Linked DNA regions of Homo sapiens: region 2 is linked to region 1. Evidence: chromatin loops called from intact Hi-C (ENCODE). Cell type or tissue: gastrocnemius medialis. All regions are shown on one strand. Links, peaks and the distances in the headings refer to the core of each region. The heading gives the core; the rest is flanking DNA. Region 1 overlaps LINC01077 (long intergenic non-protein coding RNA 1077). Region 2 overlaps ITM2B (integral membrane protein 2B).

The links. A loop is a pair of places that touch in the nucleus more often than their neighbours do. Peaks named below come from ENCODE experiments on the same cell type or tissue, not always from the same donor. Only the 100,000 strongest peaks of a DNase experiment are listed, where the experiment ranks them.
Region 2: a loop joins it to region 1, with 3 times the contacts of the local background. A loop is called at or near these places in 37 of 110 quality-filtered maps.

What each region holds. Positions count from the first base shown.
Region 1 is chr13:48,565,232-48,575,312 of GRCh38, reverse strand. It overlaps LINC01077 (long intergenic non-protein coding RNA 1077), which reads left to right. Exons shown (of 2, transcript NR_170270.1): 2 at 6,966-7,715. Among named protein-coding and RNA genes, the nearest start is that of LINC00462, 11 kb to the left of the region's middle. In gastrocnemius medialis, for the core only: no CTCF peak of the experiment used is centred there; a DNase peak (open chromatin) is centred at 4,912; H3K4me3 peaks cover 198 bases; H3K27ac peaks cover 2,500 bases.
Region 2 is chr13:48,234,664-48,244,744 of GRCh38, reverse strand. The region is part of intron 1 of ITM2B (integral membrane protein 2B); the gene reads right to left. Among named protein-coding and RNA genes, the nearest start is that of ITM2B, 6.5 kb to the right of the region's middle. RefSeq lists enhancers at 2,944-3,444, 8,639-9,226. In gastrocnemius medialis, for the core only: no CTCF peak of the experiment used is centred there; DNase peaks (open chromatin) are centred at 7,984 and 9,044; H3K4me3 peaks cover 2,338 bases; H3K27ac peaks cover 2,500 bases.

The DNA of each region.
Region 1 (10,081 bases), core at 3,745-6,244:
TTAAATGACTTATTTGTGGAGTGCAGTGACACAATCTCAGCTCACTGCAATGTCCGTCAGCACAGCGAGCAATAGGAGTATTCCCAGCAATAGCTTAACTCTACCTGGAAGAGGCTACAACACACATATACACATCCCACTAAACCCAAACTAAATGAGTCTCCCACGCAACTCCCTAGAAATGCACGGACACATGATGCCACTGACAAATGAGGAAGAATGATGGGAGGAATCAGAAATGGGTGGAAAAGAACAGGGTCTTAATTGATGGTTGTTCAAATATTTCTTACAGATTTTACAGAAATCATACGACAATAAGGTCTATCAAGCTTTTGCTTTTTTCATTCATAAACTGCTAGAGACACCTTGCTTTTGTAGTACTGCTTCAGACTTGCCTATAAACTCAGAGATAGATGTTGTGGCATGTGATTCTCATCAATATAGGAAAGAAAAATACATATGGTATATTAAAGTCATCTATGCTGCATTTTCCAGTATATTCCTGACAGGAAAGAACTTGTATTTTCACTAGTCTTCTTTGACAACTGAATTTTCTACTTACTGACAATTGCAAGAATGCTCCATAGACTATCTTCCAGCTTCAAACATTTCAAACCTTGTTTATCCTCCACTCTCCTTATACTTAAGGTCATGTCATGACATGGCCTCTGTCTCCTTCACCTTCCTGTCACAGCTCCCACTGAGTCAACACAGTGAGCAATAGGAGTATTCCCAGCAACAGCTTAACTCTACCTGGAAGAGGCTACAACACACATATACACATCCCACTAAACCCAAACTAAATGAATCCCCCGCGCAACTCCCTAGAAATGCACGGACACACAATGCCACTGACAAATGAGGAAGAATGATGGGGGGACATCAGAAATGGGTGGAAGAGAACAGGGTCTTAACTGATGGTTGTTCAAATATTTCTTACAAATTTTACAGAAATCATACAACCATAAGAACCTAGTTCTAGGGCCTTAGAAGGGCTGGCGCAAGTGAGGGCCCTGCCATGTAAGTTTCATTTCCTCTAGTTGGTACTCAGGCAGGAAACAGGCAAATGTGCCAGTCCCTCCACGATGATGGGAACCATTGTACACCTCTGCCCTGAGGATCCCAGGAGCTTGAGGACAGTGAAGGGACAGGGCTGGCATCTGGCTCCCCAAAGCTGACCTTAGCTATGTGACTTGAGCAGGGTGAGTTGGGGGCAAGGAAAGAACATTCATATCAGTATCACCCTGGGAGTGCTTTCCCTGCCTGCTGGCAAAGGATGTAGTGTGAGTGTGTATGTGTGTGTGTGTGATGGGAGAGGGCAAGAAAGAAAGGAAAAGCCATCTAACTTTTCTGATCCTCAAAAGCTACTAGTAGTCACCAAAGGTCTCTTCTGACATTGAATCTTAGTTTCCCATCACCAAAGTAATCAACTTATTTATGTATGACCATTTTTTCTAAACACAGCCATTTCTCCTTTATGTGCATGTATGTATGCATTCTGTGAATTGTAACCACAACAGACTACCACAAATAGCACTTTGGATCTGCCTCTCCCATCATCAGTTGTATGTTCAAAAGAAATAAAAGTTAATATTACTGGTAGACCAAGTAAAATATAAATCAACTGGTGGATCAGTTTAAGGCAGAAAGGTAACATAACATATCCCATAGCCAAACAGAAATTATTCTTGAAAATCCCCTGTTTGCTTCGGGCTCTTGGAGGAAGAAACATTTTTAGAGGCCTACTTTGTGCCATTCATATTGTCTCCTTTAATCCTCACAATACTCCTGGGAGGAAGTATTTTTATTCATATTTTGCAGATGATGACACAAGACCATAGTGGAAAAGAATAGCAGGAAGTGTTGGGCCTGAACGAGACGACACAGATAACAAGGGTCGTGTAACCCTCAAGCTTGTTTTTTCGCTACTCTAGATTGACAACTGAAAACCCCATAGCCTCAAGTTCCCCTGATGGCCGGAGTCCTCCTCACCTAAGTGCTCAGCAGGCAGAACTGTCACACTGCGCACCTGGGACCTGACTGGAAGCAAAGAGAAGCTATTCTTCAGAACCCAGCAAAACACCTTCCTTGGACTTTATAGGCACCTCAGTGTTTGCTGACTGAGCCAGGCAACTGATCAACATATTTCATTATTTTCCTGAAGAATTACCACTACCCTTTGAGGTGAACCCCTAAGCTGGGATGGTTAGTAGAAAACTTATTTTAGAAGTACCTTAAAGCTCCATTTTGCAAACTCTACATTAAGGAGCATGGAAGGTCAATTGTGCCAAGTATGGGGTGCACTAAATCTCAGAATTCATCCCTATATAATTCATCCATATAACCAAAAACCACTTGTGCCCCAAAAGCTACTGAAATATGTGTATATAATATAATACACACACACTTTTTTTTTTTTGGACCCAGGGTCTCATTCTATCACCCAGGCTGGAGTGAAGTGCCACAATCACAGCTCACTGCACCCTTGACCTCCCAGGCTCAAGTGATCTTCCCACCTCAGCCTCCTGAGTGGCTGAGACTACAGGCACATGCCACCATGCCTGGCAAATTTTTGTATTCTTTGTGTAGAGACAGGGCTCTGCCATGTTGCCCAGCCTAGCCTCCAATTCCTGGGCTCAAGCAATCCTCCTGCCTCGGCCCCCTGAAGTGCTGGGAGTACAGGAAAAAAATATTAAAAAAAAAAACCAAAAAAGAAATATAGGCCAGACGTGGTGGCTGATGCCTGTAATCCCAGCACTTTGGGAGGCCAAGGTGGGCAGATCACCTGAGGTCAGGAGTTCAAGACCAGCCTGGCCAACATGGTGAAACCCTGTCTCTACTAAAAATACAAAAATTAGCTGTGTGTGGTGGCGGGCACCTGTAATCCCAGCTACTTGGGAGGATGAAGCAGAGAGAATTGCTTGAACCCAGGAGGCAGACATTGCAGTGAGCCGAGATCACGCCACTGTACTCCCAGCCTGGGTGACAGAGCAAGACTGTCTCACAAAAAAAAAAAAAAAAAAAAAGAGAGAGAGAGAGAGAGAAGTATAAAAAAGAAAAAGAAAAAAAAAAAACCTCCTCTAAATTCTGTCATCCAGAGACAAATACTGTTAACATTTTGATGAATATCCTTCTGGATATTTCTCTATGCATCTACATTATTATCTATCTAAAAAAGTACGAATGAATGTTCCATTTTCTCCAACATCTTTGGAGTCCTTTAAAGTGTTCAAAAGGCCTATTGAGCATTTTCCATATTGACCTAATGAAATAATGAAAAAGAGTATTTGTCTACTTATTTATCCATCTACATATTATTCCCTATAAAAACTGCTGTTGGATTTAAAAGAATAGTGCCACATATGATTATTTTTTTAAAAAAAAGTTCTCATTTTTTAGCCATTTTAAATAAATACAAGCAACGTTTTCACTCTGTACTCCTAGAAACCAGTCAGCCAAACTTTGGCTTCCTCTCTGAGTTCACATATCTGAGAGGAAAGTTGATACTTCTTGCCTGCATGCCTGGGAGTTGTTTCAAAATGAAACCAGAACATTCCTAGTCTGCAGGCAGCTGCGGTAGCCACAGACAACTGGAAATTATTCAGTTTCAGTGAAATAGGTTAGAGACTCTCCCAGCACCCCACACACAAACAGAGGGGTGCATGGATTCTTTTAAAATGAAGACTCAGGGGTCCATGACCGCAGTTACAGAGTAGCAACCCTCCTGGGGCTGTTTGCTGTCTGTGGAGTGGGCGGTGTGGGGCCTCAGGAGAGGAAGGGGCCTGGGGTACTAGCCTTTTGATTCTGCCAAAACTTTAGAGACATTTCTCGAAGAACAAGCACACTATCTCTTTCTGTCTCTCTCAAAAATAAAAAATAAAATAAAAGAATTACATAAAACACATGGCAGGAAATGAAGGCTGTTGGGTTTTCTCCCACAATCTCGTGTAGATATTTTAGGCTCTGTGGCAGACAGAATGTCCTCCATCTGTCTGTGCTATTCACCATGCCCGACCCATGCCTTCAAGCTTCAAGCTTCGGATAACTTTTCTTTTCTTTTTTTTTTTTTTTTTTCTGAATTATGGTCTCACTCTGTCACTCAGGCTGGAGTGCAGTAGCACAATCATAGCTCACTGCAGCCCTCATCTCCCCAGGCTCAGATGATCCTCCTGCCTCAGCGTCTAGAGTAGGTGGGATTATAGGCATGCACGCGCATGCCTAGCTAATTTTTTAAATTTTTAATAGAGATGAGGTATCCCTATGTTGCCCAGGCTGGTCTTGTACTTCTGAGCTCAAGCGATCCTGCTGCCTTGGCCTCCCAAAGCGCTGGAATTACATGTGAGTGTTTTTAATGACTTTTTAAATGACAAAAATAATCATCACTTATGAGTGACATCTTTCTCTTGGGCAGCACAAAGAGTTATATCCTTCTGGTTAGCCCTGACCTTTCCCTAAATTTCATTCCACACAGGACTGTCGCATGGCCGTCGGTGCCTGTGTCTCCCCGTCTCCAAGCCTCCTCTCTCCCTCCCAGTGCCCCGTCATCTTCATCCCACTAGAAGCCCAAGCCTCTTCTAGTGACCCTACATTCTCAGAGCCCCGAAGCAGAGAACAGAAGCTGCTTCTACAGCCGCTCCAGACCCAGAGGCCAGACCTCACTTGTGAGCTGTTTACAAACACAGGGTCCTAGAGCCCATCTCAGACAGACCTGCTAAATTGGAACCTGCATTCTGATGAGACTTTAAGTATGTGAAGCACTGGTCTATATCATTCTCCTGGGGCATAGTTTGAGCTTTGTCTCCTCAAACTTGCATGTGACCTGGGACAGGTCAGAACACATCTCTCGGGCCTCATTTTCTCATTTGTGGGGAGGAGGAAGTAAAGCCACTCCAGGGGACAGTGTGATAAACAGAGCAGGCTGTGGAGTCTGGCCGCCTGTTGCACCACTAGGTCAAGTGACCCAAACTCTCTATGCCTCATTCTACTCATCTGCAAGATACCAACAGTAAGTACCCAACTGTTAGGGCTGTCACATGAAGGTGGAGTGAGAACATCTGTATTCATTTCCAATGGCTGCTGTAAAAAAAATTACTATAAATGTAGTAGCTAAAAACAACACAAATTTTTTAATCTTCCAGTTCTGGAGGTCAGAAGTCTGAACTGGGTTTTGCTGGGCTAAGATCAAGGTATCAGCAGGGCCAGGAGGGTCTAGGGGAGAATCTATTTCCTTGCTTTTCTAGCTCCTGGAGGCTGCCTGCATTGCTTTGGCCTGTGGCCCTCTTCCATCTCAAAAACTGCAGTGACCAGTCAAGTTCTCAAATCACATCACATCACATCACTCCAACATGTGCTCCTGTCCTTTCAGCTCCTTCTGTGACTTGCCTGCCTGCCACTGTTACCTGCAAGGATGCTGTGATGACATGGGGCCCACCTGGATAATCCAGGACACTCTTCCCACCTCACAGTCAGCTGGTTAGCAATCTTAGTTTCTCCATTGCCTCGTAACATAGAATATTTATAGACTACAGGGATTGGGGTATAGAGGTCTCTAGGGGGCCATTGTTCTACCCACCACACATAAAAGGACTGCTTCTGTGCCTGGCAAGTAGCACATGATAAATGTCAGCTGTTTTTCTTGTGTTCTGTGATTCTGAAGACAGCCTGCCCCACCACACAGGAGCAGAGCACTGGACTAGCTTTGTTTTTGCAATGAAGTGACCAAGACATTGTCAGTAGAAGCTTTCTCTTGTTCTGTCTTGTCTTACGCTCTCTAACTTTGGCTGCTGTGGCTGGACACACACGAATGTGTCTCCCTCGGCCTCTGGCAAGCCAGTCTTGGTGACCCACCCACCATTCCATGTCTGAAGATTGAGAAACCTTTATGTATTAACTATTCATGGTTGCTAAGTTATAGCCTCACTATGCAGTTATGGAATCCACTGCACCCATTTATCTGAATTCTTTCCTACAGACCACCCACTCTATTTTGTGCATTCATTCATGCGTACATGCACTCATTCATGCAGGAAATATTGAACGCTTATCATGTCCTAGGCGCTGGAGTTAACATGGTTGAGTGGTACTATCTCTGTCTCTCAGTAGAGGCCTCACTCCCTGCAGAGATGTTTTGTGAGCTACCAATGGATCCGGAGGAAAGCTGAATGTCTCTGAGTCCCCCAGGCCTTGCTTCAACAGAGCAGCGTCAAATTTTTCTGTTTTACATATTGGGGTTCTTGTAAGATTTTGTTTGAAAACAGAGCCTTCTTTCTAGTGCCTGGCACATAGTAGGCACTCATAAATGCAAATGAGTGTCTGGAGACTGCTGGCTCAGGACATCAACTGCTGACACCCTGGGATCCTCATTTCAGGCTCCTTTGTCACTAAGCCTGGAAACTCCTTTCCCCCCAGGATCTCCCTATATGTGTAACCTCCTCCTCCGACATTTATTGGCCTTCATTTCTGATTTATTTATTTATGTATTTATTGCTATTTCTGAGCCACATCTTTTGCCCTACTTCTGCTATTTCTGAAGCACATTTGGCCGTTCCTACCATCCTTCTCTCTCCTGTTAGCTAAATCCCATCTCATCATCATAATTGCATTCTACAAACTGCTGTGACGTCTCCTGCCTTCCCCAACTTCAATATCTCTCTCTCCAACCCCAGCCCACCTTTACCGGGAAAGAGGAGTCATGCTACCTTCCCCACCTCAGCCCGCCCTCTCTTCTCTTATTACCACAGGGCAGTGCAAATATCTAAGACTCTCACACAGCTCTTTGTACCCTGAGGCATTTGAAATTACTTGAATTAAGCTGCCCCATTATTTACTTTCAACAGCTTCTAATAACACTTTATATTCATAGTTCTTTAGAGTTTGCAAAGCTCTTTGACATTATCACATTTAATTTGAGCCTCAAACGCCCTTATGAGGTAAGCAAGAACATGACTTTTATTTTTGTTTTACAGGGAAGGAAACAGCCTCAAAGGGAACCAATGCTTTGCCCAAGGACACTTGGCACTAAAGCGGAAAAACTGGCCCCAAACCCAGATTTTCTCAAGTCCAGCACTTTCTGCACCGTGTGTTGGGCCTCAATTTCAAAGATGACAAAGCTTCAGGACCTGTTTCAGTTTTGTCTTACGAATGGATTTGGCAAAGAAGGCAGTACAGTTAATCCTGGCTGCAACTGCTGGAAAATTTGCTACACCCTCCTCAGTGCTAGCTGTGTATTGAATTTGGAACCTCAAACAAAGCTTGATAGAAGGAAGACAAAAAAGCTTCCGTTTACATTCCATTTTGGTTCCCCATTTGACTTCAAAGAAAGGAAAGAGAAGGAGGAAATTCACATTTTTGTCATTGTTACAGTCACTTTAATTATGCAACGTTTTGTTATGAAACACAGTTTTCTTTTTATGAAATAGTGCAGCCCTTTGGAAGCAGTGAAAATGCTAAGTTCAGAAAAATTTTACATGGCACACCATTGATCTGCATGATGATAGAAGGATAATTAAGATGCTGTATCTTAATTATCTGGTAGCAGAAATATGAGTCTCCTAGTCTCAAGACTTCAAACAGTAAGCAGTGGACTGTACAAGATCACGAGGCAGTCATCCCCTCTCTGCTCTGTTCCCTCTCCTCTACAATCCTTGGAGAAAGCTGTATAGGTTGGGTTGTCCTCAAAACCTTAGACATATGTGAAATACACAGGATTTTGGAAAGTGGTGTTTTTGTTTGTTTGTTTTTTAAGGTACTAAAAGAAATAAGAGATTGTACCTTCTGAGTCAGGCAAAATGAATGGAAACTGTTGAAAGCTCCTTAGGAAAAGGGATCACGGTAAAAGCTAATCAGGCTTCACATCAGCTTTCCCTTACTGGGTCACTTTAGGAGCAAAATAAGAAATAAATGATTACAAACTTGAACATGAGTCAAGAACCACTCCTGACTAGGGATCACTGATTTGAGTTAAAGAATGTAGAACGCCTTTCCATTAAAGGAAAAACTCTTTGGTTTTGAATTGGGAACAGGGGATTCAGTAAGATTCAGTCACAATTTAAATAAATATGTATTCTAACTATCTCTACTAAAGGGGCCAAGAAGCAGTAATATCTCAGTAGCAATGGACACATCTGATACCCAGATTTTGGTTTCTAAATATCATTGCACTGGGCATCTTGGAGAAACTGAATAGGTTCAGGGCTAGGAGAGAGAAAGTACAAGGTAAGCCTGTTCTGTACCAGAAAGTAGAAAAACATTCAAAGACCTATAGGTTTACGTAAAAAAAAGACATAAGATCTTGCAGGCCCAAACAGGGATAAGTGGCTCCCTGAGGAAGGAATCTAATGGACAGAAACAACTCTACCCACCAGTCATGTGGTTAATGTTATGTAAATGATGCTTTTGAAGCCACTTAAACCATACAAAGTTTTCTTTTCTTTTTTTTTTTTTTTTAAGAGTTTTGCTCTTGTTGCCAAGGTTGGAGTGCAATGGCGTGATCTCGGCTCACGGCAACCTCTGCCTGCCGGGTTCAAGCGATTCTCCTGCCTCGGCCTCCTGAGTAGTTGGGATTACAGGCATGTGCCGCCACCACACCTGGCTAATTTTTTGCATTTTTAGTAGAGATGGGGTTTTGCCATGTTAGCCAGGATGGTCTCGATCTCCCAACCTCAGGTGATCCGCCCACCTTGGCCTCCCAAAGTGCTGGGATTACAGGCTGAGCCACCGTGCCCAGCCTATAAAGTCTTAAATACCCCAAATTAATCTTGGTCTTCTTTGTATATTCATTCTCCTCTTTCTTGCTCATAAGATTAGGTACTTAGTTTATATTTATGGATTTGATTTAGTTTTTTATTGTTTTTTTTTTTTTTCATTGAAAGGGACTTTTGGAAAGTAACCAATTATTTGATCATATAAATAATCACCTTGAGGGTTATCTGTTTTCCAACTTTAGATTTTCCTATACTGGATTTCCTAAAAGCAAAGAATATACACTGTACTCATATATGTACGTGTATATTACAGAACTAAAAACTATAAGTGGTGGTGTATGAAGTTTATAAATGAATTTAGGTAATTAATGGGAAAATTAGAATGAAGTTCCAAACATATTGCAATTTGTTTAATAGATGTTTGATTCAGACATCACCTAAAGTTTTATATTGTATTGTAAATATATTGAATAAGCTTTAATAACGAGTACAATTGAATTAAACATATAAAGTTTCTCTCCATCATCCCCTAACGCACTCCCCACAGAAGACTTACAGGCCTCATAATAACTAAGGGCCTGTGTGTCACAGACCCTAGGACACAAAAGGCAGGAATATCTTTGATGAGATTATCACTCTCTAGTACCTCCTCCGAAATCTGGAGAATCCACCTGCAGTACCTCTGAGATGAAGGACATTTTGATTTGATGTGGCAAAGTCAGATGAGCCACATGAAATTTCAAGAATACATTTCTCACGTTCCCAGTTGCAAGCATACCTGTGAAATATAGCCTAATAGATGGAATGTTACCTGAAGCCTACAGAAATTAAAGGCTGATGCCTCATGTTGTCCCTGGGCTAAATCTGTGGTCCTCAGAAGACTGACCTCACCAGCATGCCTCATCTGGGGCACACGCACATGCACACTCACACTCATGCTAACACACTCACACATACCTATGTTTCCCACTCCCTGCTCTGGCTGATCGAGTTGCTTGTGTGCAGACTGTTTCATCATTGCAACTACTACTTGTTTTCTGGTCTGTACCTTGGCTAACTTGAGGAGAGCCACTTTTTTCTGTGTGCAGATATGAGAAAAAGCCTGAATTCTTCCTTCTGGTTGAATTAGTGACTACAGGAGTTTCTTACACTCTACCTAAGATCGGTGAAATAATCCAAGAATTACCCGACTCAGGTGCAGTTTGGTGGCCTCTGGCCATGCACATTGGATTGGGTACCTTAAATCATGGCCTAGCAGCTCCATCTCAGTCAGGGAGTTTCCTGACCCCAGGCTTGGCGTATGGGAGGCCTTATTTATCTGGTCAACCTTCCAACTCTCTAGGAACAGAGCTGTTCCTCCCCTAAAAAGGCATACCACA
Region 2 (10,081 bases), core at 6,933-9,432, 330 kb after region 1:
TCAGTGTCAAGATTAAAGAAAAAAAAGAACAAACCTGTTCTAGACTCACTTTTATATAAATGCTGGCTTTTAATGTCTTTCAACAAGATAATTATACATTCATATTCAAATATGGGTAATTTCATTTAAAATGCAGAACTTTTGGTAAGAAAATTCCAAGTATATTCATCTGAAAGTATAACATAATTTAAATGTGGATAGTTAAGAGAAAATTTCTGTCCAAGTTTGGAATTCTAAATGTTAAACAAGATGACTACTAGAAAAAATAGTTCTAAAGATCAGGAATACTTGTCTCTCTACATGTGAGAAGTGCTTTGATCCTATGAGCCCTACTGCCTAGCACTGAAGGCATGTGCAGTAAAAACTCAGTGGTAATATTGAATGTTGCTCCCTTACTCCACCACTCTCCTGGCTCTTGGATCCAGCGGTGTGATTTTCTTCTAAGAATAAATATAGGCATTTAAATAGGTTGTGACTAATTTGGTTTTCATAACTGGTTGGTCTTCCCTAGCTACACAATGTTTCTTGAAAGCTGGGGTGTTTAGCAATTTTTAAATTCCAGGTATAGTACCTGGCTATCCAGTAGGTGCTTCTGAATATATGATCAATACAGTTCTCAGGAATAGATCCCCTATGGAAGTACCATGAAGGTAGTTTAATCCAATACATCATTTACAGATAAATATGAGGCCCAGAGAAGTAAAATTATTTATGTAATATCACAGAGCTAATAAAGTCTGAATATTATCTTGACTCTATGTGCTGCTTAAGGAAACTGACTCAAACAGCTTAGGCAAATTAACTCTGGTAATAAATGAAGTGACAGACACCATGTCACACTTGGATAATACTCCTAACCAGAAACCACATAGCCTGATTTTTTTTATTAAATATATATACTTTTTAATTAATTAATTAATTTTTTTTTGAGACAGGGTCTTGCTCTGTCACCCCAGCTAGAGTGTAATAGTGCAATCACGGCTCACTGCAGCCTCAACCTCCTGGGCTCAAGTGATCCTCCTACCTCAGCCTCCCAAGTAGCTGGGACTACAGATGTGCACCACCACACATGGCTAATTTTTAAATTTTTTTGTGGAGGTGGAGGTCTCACTATGTTGCCCAGGCTGTTCTTAAGCAATTCTCCTGCCTCAGCCTCCCAAAGTGCTGGAATTATAGACGTGAGCCACCATGCCCGGCCCACAGCATGAATTTCTACTGTTGTAAAAGGTTTACTTAAATTGACCCACACTAATAAGCCCTACATGTGTGAACTATTACAAAGGCAGTAATATTACTTTTAATATGTTGTCAAAATTAATAGGGCTTTTCTCTGTTGTTCAACAAATTACAAAGGATGGTAGCAAAAAGTATTAAAATCACATACATGTGAACTTAAAACAATAAAGGAAAATAACTAAGGCACACCAGCACATAAGCATTTCAACATAAATGAAAAAGGCAACATATTAATTACAAAAATGAAACTTTTTTAAGTTAGTTGGAGTAATAATGCCACAAAGCAAAACTACAAAGTTGGTAATGAGTTGCCTCTAAAATTCCTCATGAAGGAGACAATCTTGGAACTTTGAAGAGGACGATCAGAGGATGCCTCATCAATCTTTCTAGACCATCCTGTCTGATCTTAAATTAATGCTAATGGTAATTCAGATGGTTTCCATTATTATCCATTATTAATTATCATTAAGTCAATTTTTAATGTAAAAGGAAATATTCTAACAAATCTTTAAAAAGCTATCAAGATAGCTAAGTTGAAGTTCTAATATTGATTTCCAGTGAAATGTTTGTTTACTTCCTCCTGAAAGCTCAATAAAGCGACAGTAAAGGGATAAAACAAATAAACCTTAAGCCACAAAGAATGAAAATGAATGACAGCAGACAAGTCATGTCAATAAAAATGTTGAAAGCTGAAAGCATAAAAGAAAAAAGAAAAAAAAGATATAAGGAGAAAATCACCAGCCTGTAGACAACCAAAGGGGGAAAAAAAGTCATGTACAAACAAGGAATCAGAATGGCATCACATTAGAAGATAATGGAGCAATGCCATCAAAATGCTGAGAGAAAAATGAATGCTAACCTAGAATTTTACACCCAGATAAATTATCAAATATGAGGATGGAATAACGATTCTGAGACACGTAAGATTTTTTAAAAATTTATCTTTTTCTTCAGATTTATGAAACTGTAGATCTAGCATGTGATAAAGACAAAGGCAATTCTTCCAAGATGATTATGACTCTCAGGACATTTGTATGAGTGCAACCAGTCTGGAATAGAAAACTAATGAATGATGGGCAAGAAATCATCAAAAAAAAAAGAAAGAAAGAAAGAAAGAAACTTGGTAAGTTACCTGGTGAGTTTGAAGACACAGAAAGACAATTATACTGCTGTCAGAGTCTGAGGAATGAATGAGCAGTAAGTATGTAGAAAATTAAGGAACCCTCTCTCCTGCCCCAAGAAGCATGATCAAATTCAGGGAAAATAAAAAGTTGTTATACAAGAATGGAAGTAAAATAAAAGTATACTACAATACTCAAATGTAACTAATGTTTATGTTAATTATAATAAAAAACACTAAATATCAATTTAACCAGAAATTGCTAGAACAGGAGAAGAGATCATGTGTGCAGTGTGTAAATATTCAGAAAAAGCTAAATATTCACCTTCCATGTAGCTATTATCAATAGGTATTATCTAAAACTGCAAAAAATAAAACAAATGAAAACAAACCATGAAACAGCAGTATAAGCAAATATTTAGAATAGATGTTCTGCAAATGTGGTCCAGGAACACACCCGTTCAGGGGGTCCACAAGGTCAAACTTTTTTCATAATAAAACTAAGACTGTGTTAGTTTAAATAATAAAACTGTCATTTTCACTTTCATTCTCTCGCTATGTTTATATACAATAAAAATTGTACAGTGCAATTTTCCAGAAGCTAAGCACCATATCACAACAGACTGAATGAAGAATTTGATAGGAAAATCCGGCTATCTTCTATTAAGCTATTCAATAAAGGGCACTGCCGAATGTAAAACAATGTTACTGTTAGTCTTCTTAAATCTTTTTGGTTATTTGGAAATATATATAACCTACATAAAGCAAAAGCTCTTTGGGATCCTGAACAATTTTTAAGACTATAAAGGAGTTCTCAGAGCAAAATGTTTAACAACCACTGATTTAGAGAAATAGGGAGTTAAAAGAGAAACATGGAGGGCCAGGTGCTATGGCTCAGCCTGTAATCCCAGCACTTTGAGAGGCCGAGGTGGGTGGACCACTTGAGGTCAGGAGTTCCAGACCAGCCTGGTCAACATGGTGAAACCCCGTCTTTACTAAAAATACAAAAATTAGCTGGGAGTGGTGGTGGGCACCTGTAATCCCAGCTACTCGGGAGACTGAGGCAGGAGAATCACTTGAACCTGGGAGGCGGAAGTTGCAGTGAGCCGAGATCATGCCACTGCACTCGAGCCTGGGTGACAGAGCAAGACTCTGCTGCCCGCCGCACCACGCCCTACTGGGGCAAAAAGTGAGAAACATGGAGTTAAGATCGCCATGTATGGTTGGGCAGGTTGTTTCCAGTACAAGGATGCCAGGCCAAGGGAATCAGTAGGTCTAGAAACCAACTGATGCTCTATTCTCCAAACCACCAGAGAGGGGATCTTTTTCTAAATTGCACAAAGGCAGAAGAGGGTCTAGTGGTCACCATGGTAATAAAAGACCATAAGAAGCTAATAAGTGAATATGATTGCTTTGAATTAATCTATGGGGAGAAAAATTAGAATAGTGGTTACCTCTAAGGAGAACAAATTGTAAAAGGACACAAGATAACTTTCTGAGTTGATAACAATGTTCAGCTTGATTGGGAGTTAGAGCCCAGGTATACAGACTTAAAATTATCTAACTGTACACTCATGATCTATGCATTTTACTGTATACAATGATGCTACAATTTTTTTAAAGTATGTTCCTCTGACATAGGGCAGGACTATATATTTGCATATTAAAATTTAGTATTACTTTGGTAAAACTCAAATTCTATTAACACCTATTATGTAATGAATAAATAACATTTTTAAATGAAATCGGTACAGCTACTGAATCCTAAGGGTTTTTATGTTGCAGGAATCAATCTTTACCAGAATGCCTTGCTGTGAAAAAAGTACCAACAATATTGTTACTGACATGTGAGGCAGGGATAAGCAGTAACAGTAATATAAGAAGTAATATTCCAAAACAAGAATGATGAGGAGAGAAAACTGGGACTTTAATAATAGTAGTTGATCAAGAGGTCAGGAGTTCGAGACCAACCGGGCCAACATGGTGAAACCCCGTCTCTATTAAAAATACAAAAAATTAGCCAGGCATAGTGGCAGGTGCCTGTAATCCCAGCTACTTGGGAAGCTGAGGCAGGAGAATCACTTGAACCCGGGAGGCAGAGGCTGCAGTGAGCCAAGATCACACCATTGCATTCCTGCCTGGGTGACAGGGCAAGACTGTTTCTCAACAAAAAAATAAATAAAAATAACAGTAGCTGAAATCTACTAATTTTTAACTCTGTTCCAGGCATTGTGCTATTATTGTTACAGATTATTATTTTCCCTATTTTGCTGATGAAAAAACTGAGACACAGAGAACTGAAGTAACTTACCCAAGGTATCAAAGTAAGTGATAGAGACAAAATTTAAATCTTTTGAAGAATGACTGTATAACCTGAATTCTGCTAGTGCTGCTGCTTCCTGAATAGCAGCAGCCCCTCCCCAACAATTCAGTGAGGGTACTGGGCAAAAAGGAGAAATATCATTCCTTTGATATTTTTCCCAACCATTAAAAAATATAAAAATCATTCTTACCCCATGGGCTACAGAAAAACAGCAGGCAGGCAGTATTTGAAGATATAGGCTATAATTTGCCAGTCCTGCGTTCCACTTTAAAGGAGATTATAAAATAGTGGCCCATGCCTTCAGTGTTTTGGGCTAAAATTGTTGTATAAATTAAAATAGTACTGATTTTTAGCTTGCCTTGGAAAATTGGAGGATCCAGCAACACTGGACTCATGTTTTAAAAATGAAAACCAAGAATATTCTTTTGTTTTTTGAGACAGAGTCTTGCTGTGTCACCCAGGCTGGAATGCAATGGCGCAATCTCAGCTCACTGCAGCCTCCATCTCCCAGATTCAAGCGATTCTCCTGTTTCAGCCTCCCAAAAAGCTGGAATCACAGGCGCATGCCACCACGCCTGGCTAATTTTTGTTTTAGTAGAGACAGAATTTTGCTATGTTGGCCAGGCTTATCTCGAACTCCTGACCTCAGGTGATCCACCAGCCTCAGTATCCCAAAGTGCTGGGATTACAGGCGGTGGCTTGCGCCTGGCAGGAAAACCAAGAATATTCTTACTTGTTTCATATGCAAAAAGTCCAGCTTCAACAATTCATCTGCTTCAGCCCAGGAGACACTGAATTTGCCTTCTCTGCTTAAGATGCCTAGCACGGCCCTAGGTAAAACTGATAGACAGGAAATTTTATGTCCCAGTATTAAAGGGAGGAAAAAATGAATTGGATAAAGTTATATAAAATGAAAAACTGAAAACTGATAATGCAAAGCTAAATAGACTAGCTCTCAAAAATCATTTTCCCCAGCATAAAAATGGGTCTGCTTTTGGATACTGCAGAGATTCAAGTGATTTAATTAACAATGCATCTTTTAAAATTTTTATATAAAATAATTTAAAACATTATAATCATATATAAGCAGAGAAAATAGTTAAGACTTAAGCTTTATCCTTAACTCATTCTGAAAACAAACAACTTTTAAAAATAATTTGCATCTTGACTGCTCTGCCTATGCAGTACCATTCTTTTACTCCTTTACTTTCTTAATAAACTTGCTTTCACTAAAAAAAAATAATAATTTGAGCCTTAAAGTTAATCATTCAAATAAACACAAAAATCCACCAAACTTGTTTTTTAAAGTATGAAATTCAACTATGCCAAAAACGGTTTATGCAAATATTTCAAAATTTCAAAGTACAAAATATCCACCACCATACTTAGTATCACTTTCCCAAATAAACGTCCAGGATATTTAACTCAGAAGTGGTATTATATATAAGCTGTGAAAATTTTATTTCTCTTTTGTCGTACTTATGTTAGTTCAACATCATAAAATTATTGCTGGTAACTTATCAGTACTGAAAGATAAAACATTAAGTGAAAAATCAGAATATATCTCTACCATAAAAACAAGGGTAATTTCCTCATCGCTACAACTCAAGATTCAAACTTTTCTGTTTAAGAATAAAAAGTCTACGTTCATTCTTACCTGATTTTTCCCCAAGTACAATTATAGAAATACTGCAAAAAGTTTTTTCCTCTAATAAAAGAGCTTAAAGAATGCACAATAATTTAAAATAATCTTGTTCATTCAATTGTTGATAACACTTATAAAATGAGGTTGTATTGTAGATCTCCTTAAAGCTATTAAAAATATGTGTTGTAAGTACTAATTAAAAGGGATAATCACAATTAAGTGGAAATTTTTCAAAAATGATGTCCTTAGTGTTATAATTTCCAATTTTCAACTTTCAGCTGTCTACTTTGGAAAAGACTTTCATTGTGAAGCACAGCTCCAGTGTTAATATTTTGTATATCATTTAGGCAAAAATCACCTCATTCAGAAATTCAGAATTGTCAAATCCTTTAACAGGTTTCAGTAACGGTCTAAAGTCCTTAATTTCTTTTCCTTTAGTCTTTAAGCTCTAATAAAATGCCACGTTTGCCAAAAAATTTAAGAGGATGATTTTACTGGTAACCCAAAAAGATTTTTTTTTCTGAGTCTTCCTTTACTGACACTGACATACAAAGCAGTACAAGAAGCTTTAGTTAAATCTAGGAATTCAGGAAGTAGTATTTCCTTTTGGAAAAAGAATGTGGGTTTTGAATAGACACGCCAGACATTTAAGTTATGGTATGATAAAACTAAGAGAAATAAAATCTCCCCCAATGACTACTTAGTACATGTTTCTATGTACATTTACCCACAAGTCAAGATTTGGAAATGCATAATAAACACCTTGTAAGTCAAATTCTAAATTAATTTAAATAGGCCTGTAACATAAACGTATTTGAGATATTTCTGCTTAAAAAATACTTCCAGTCACATAAACCTTTTATATGTCAGAGTTGAATTCCATGAGGTCACTCAGGCTTATTATGCCAAGTATATTATACTCATTTCTGTCTAGTTGGGAAGACTACAATCCTGTGCAATATGCAACCTTGCACACCCAATATGCTACAGCAGTGTCCTGTCAGGGATGTGTACACAGGAGGTCCTGCCAAGGCATTTGGGATGCACAGACGCAATTCATTTATTTCCCAGCACTAAACCCTCAATTCAGATATTAATATCCTCATGGAGAACCAAAATGTAATGTAAAAGTTTCACTGGCCAATATCTGCAAACACGGAATTACATAACTAGGTAATAAGATGCACTTTGGTTAAAGAGAACCAAGCTCTCAATCCCTTGAGAGCATTATATCAACATTATAGTAAATGGCCAGCCATGCATTTTATGTCCCTTCTCCTCACTCCCCAAAAAACACACAAACAAAACCACCACCACAAACGAAAAGCTTAATTATCAAAACCTTCAGTCTTGATTGTGTGAATAGGGAAAACCAGAAAGGGTAAAGAACCAGGGTCTAAACAGCCATTTGTCATGGGTAACTCAAAACTTTTACTGGGTGAGTCGGCCTTCACTTTCTCTCTTGCACTCACCCTGCCACTATTTTCTCTCCTATATCAGCACTTTACTTTTCTCTCTCCTTTTAAAGAATATCTACAAAGTGGGGTAGAGAGAAAGCAACACTATTTGTCAGCAAAACAACTTGCAGGGATACATATGAAGCAAGCTTAAGCTATTCTGTGGCCTGATACTGGAAAAGGGGTTTCATAAGCAGGCATTGCAACAAAGAGGTGCTGACAACTTCACTGTTCACTGTGAGGTAAACAGAAGTGACAATGTGCTTTATTACATAATACCTCTACCCATCTCCTTTCTCTTTGACCCACTGCTACTTGATATGAGGGAAGAATGTAACATGTTAAACACCAAAAGGAAGAAAGGGAATAGTCTGGTTAGAGTGAGGAGGTAGTTGCTATTTTTCACAATTAAAACAATTTAATGTCTGCCAAATATAATTATGTAATCCTAGCATCTTCATAGATTTTTGAAACTGGAAGAATCCTTACAGGCCATCTGGTCCTACCCTCTCATCTTACAGACAGAAAACCTAAAAATTTAAGCCCAAGATCAAGTAGTTATGTAATGACAAAACTGGGACTTCTGATACAGTACATCAAGTATTTTGTTATCTGCAAATATAAAACAATTTCCCAAGGTTCAAAGTATTGCCACAAAAATATATGAATTGTTGCCTATAGCATAAAACATGTATATAATTTCAAATTCACTTCTGCTACCCAAAATACATCCCATCTTTGCTGTCTCTATAGCTCTAAGAGCTTTATGCCTACTAGGAGAGGAGGAAGGTGAAAACAATTAAGGGGAAAATGCAGGAAAAGAATAAACAGCAAGCTAGTTGAGATAAAACTATCAATAGAAATGGCTGTTAGGATTAATAGCTGCTGAAAAGATAAGACTGAAAAATGGGGTAATAGAACTGTTTCTGGAGAGTTCTCACCCTGCAGAAGAAAAAAATAGAAAGACAGGAGCAATGTAAAAGTACTGGAATGCATGTTATATAAGCCAGCTGATTAGAGTGATCAGAATTCTTGTGGCATAAGGTAACAGAATCTGCATTTTAAAACCAGAGCAGGTGGTCCCTAAGAGCACATTTTGGAAAACAATGGTCTGCGGGATATTGTGATCTGGGAGGGTTAAAGATAAGAAAAATTCTTGTTCAGGAGTTCTAGGCCATTAACTAGCTTGGTTTGATTCTTTCAACCAACCAGGCAAAGGAAATGCCCTCGGCAAAACACATTAAGGCTGATTCTGTTCCCAGTCCAGGCAGTCAGACAAGGTGGCTGCCACAGAGCCACCCGCAAGGAGCCAGAGAACATTATGTAATCACTGCCCAAGCTCTGAAATGAAGAGATCAGAACTTCTTTCACAAAAGTCTGTCATTAAGGTTTTCCTTTTCCCGTTAAGCGACTGACTGATTATAAGGATTCTACTTTTAATGTAGAGAAATATTTTGTCATCCCCTAAAGAAGTCTTTCAGCTTATAGCTGGAAAAAGAATTAGTCATTTTTTATCTACCAACTCATCCGTGACTGCTGGGTGGTTTACAAAGACGACTCTGGCCCTCACTCTTTAGTCCCAGTAGTATTTTTCTTTGGATATGGAGGATCTGAGAAAATAAAAAATGGAAAACAAAGCACGGAGCTACCAATGATTACTTATAGCTGCAATGACCACAAAATTTAAATATGGTGAACTCGTGAGCAATTTTGAGAATCTGGCAGAGTCACTATTTCAGAAATGACAAAAATTGTCAGAAGTCAGATTTAATGGTGCTCAGCAAATGTAATTCTGATGTTTGTCCAGAGTTTCAAATCTCCACTACAGCGGAACAGAGAAAAGCTGTCTGAAGTGACATCATCCAATGCTCGCTCACTCTCTCCTTTCTAAATGGGAGCAGTTATATTTGTTAATAGGATTTTTAAATGTATGTGTGTATATATATATATGTGATAGCATTAAGACTACATATATTTGAGACTGTTGTGACTGGATACTTGACTCTCAATCTATTTTAGGTACAACGAATGTTAGATAAACAAAGAGCTAACATAATAATTTGCTACTGCAATTTTCATCTGTGCATTCCAAACATTTTCTTTAAAGACCAAGATTGTTTGCAATGGCTTCAGGAAAACAATACCAATACGAAAACCAAAACCTTTAATCCTTTTAGGGAATCAGTTCACTGTTCCTATTTCAAGGCAAGGCAAGTCATTTAGAAATCAACCTCTGACGTGTCTGTTTTTATCAGAACATTTCCAGAAAGTAAGATTACCATTATATTCTGAAGATAGAT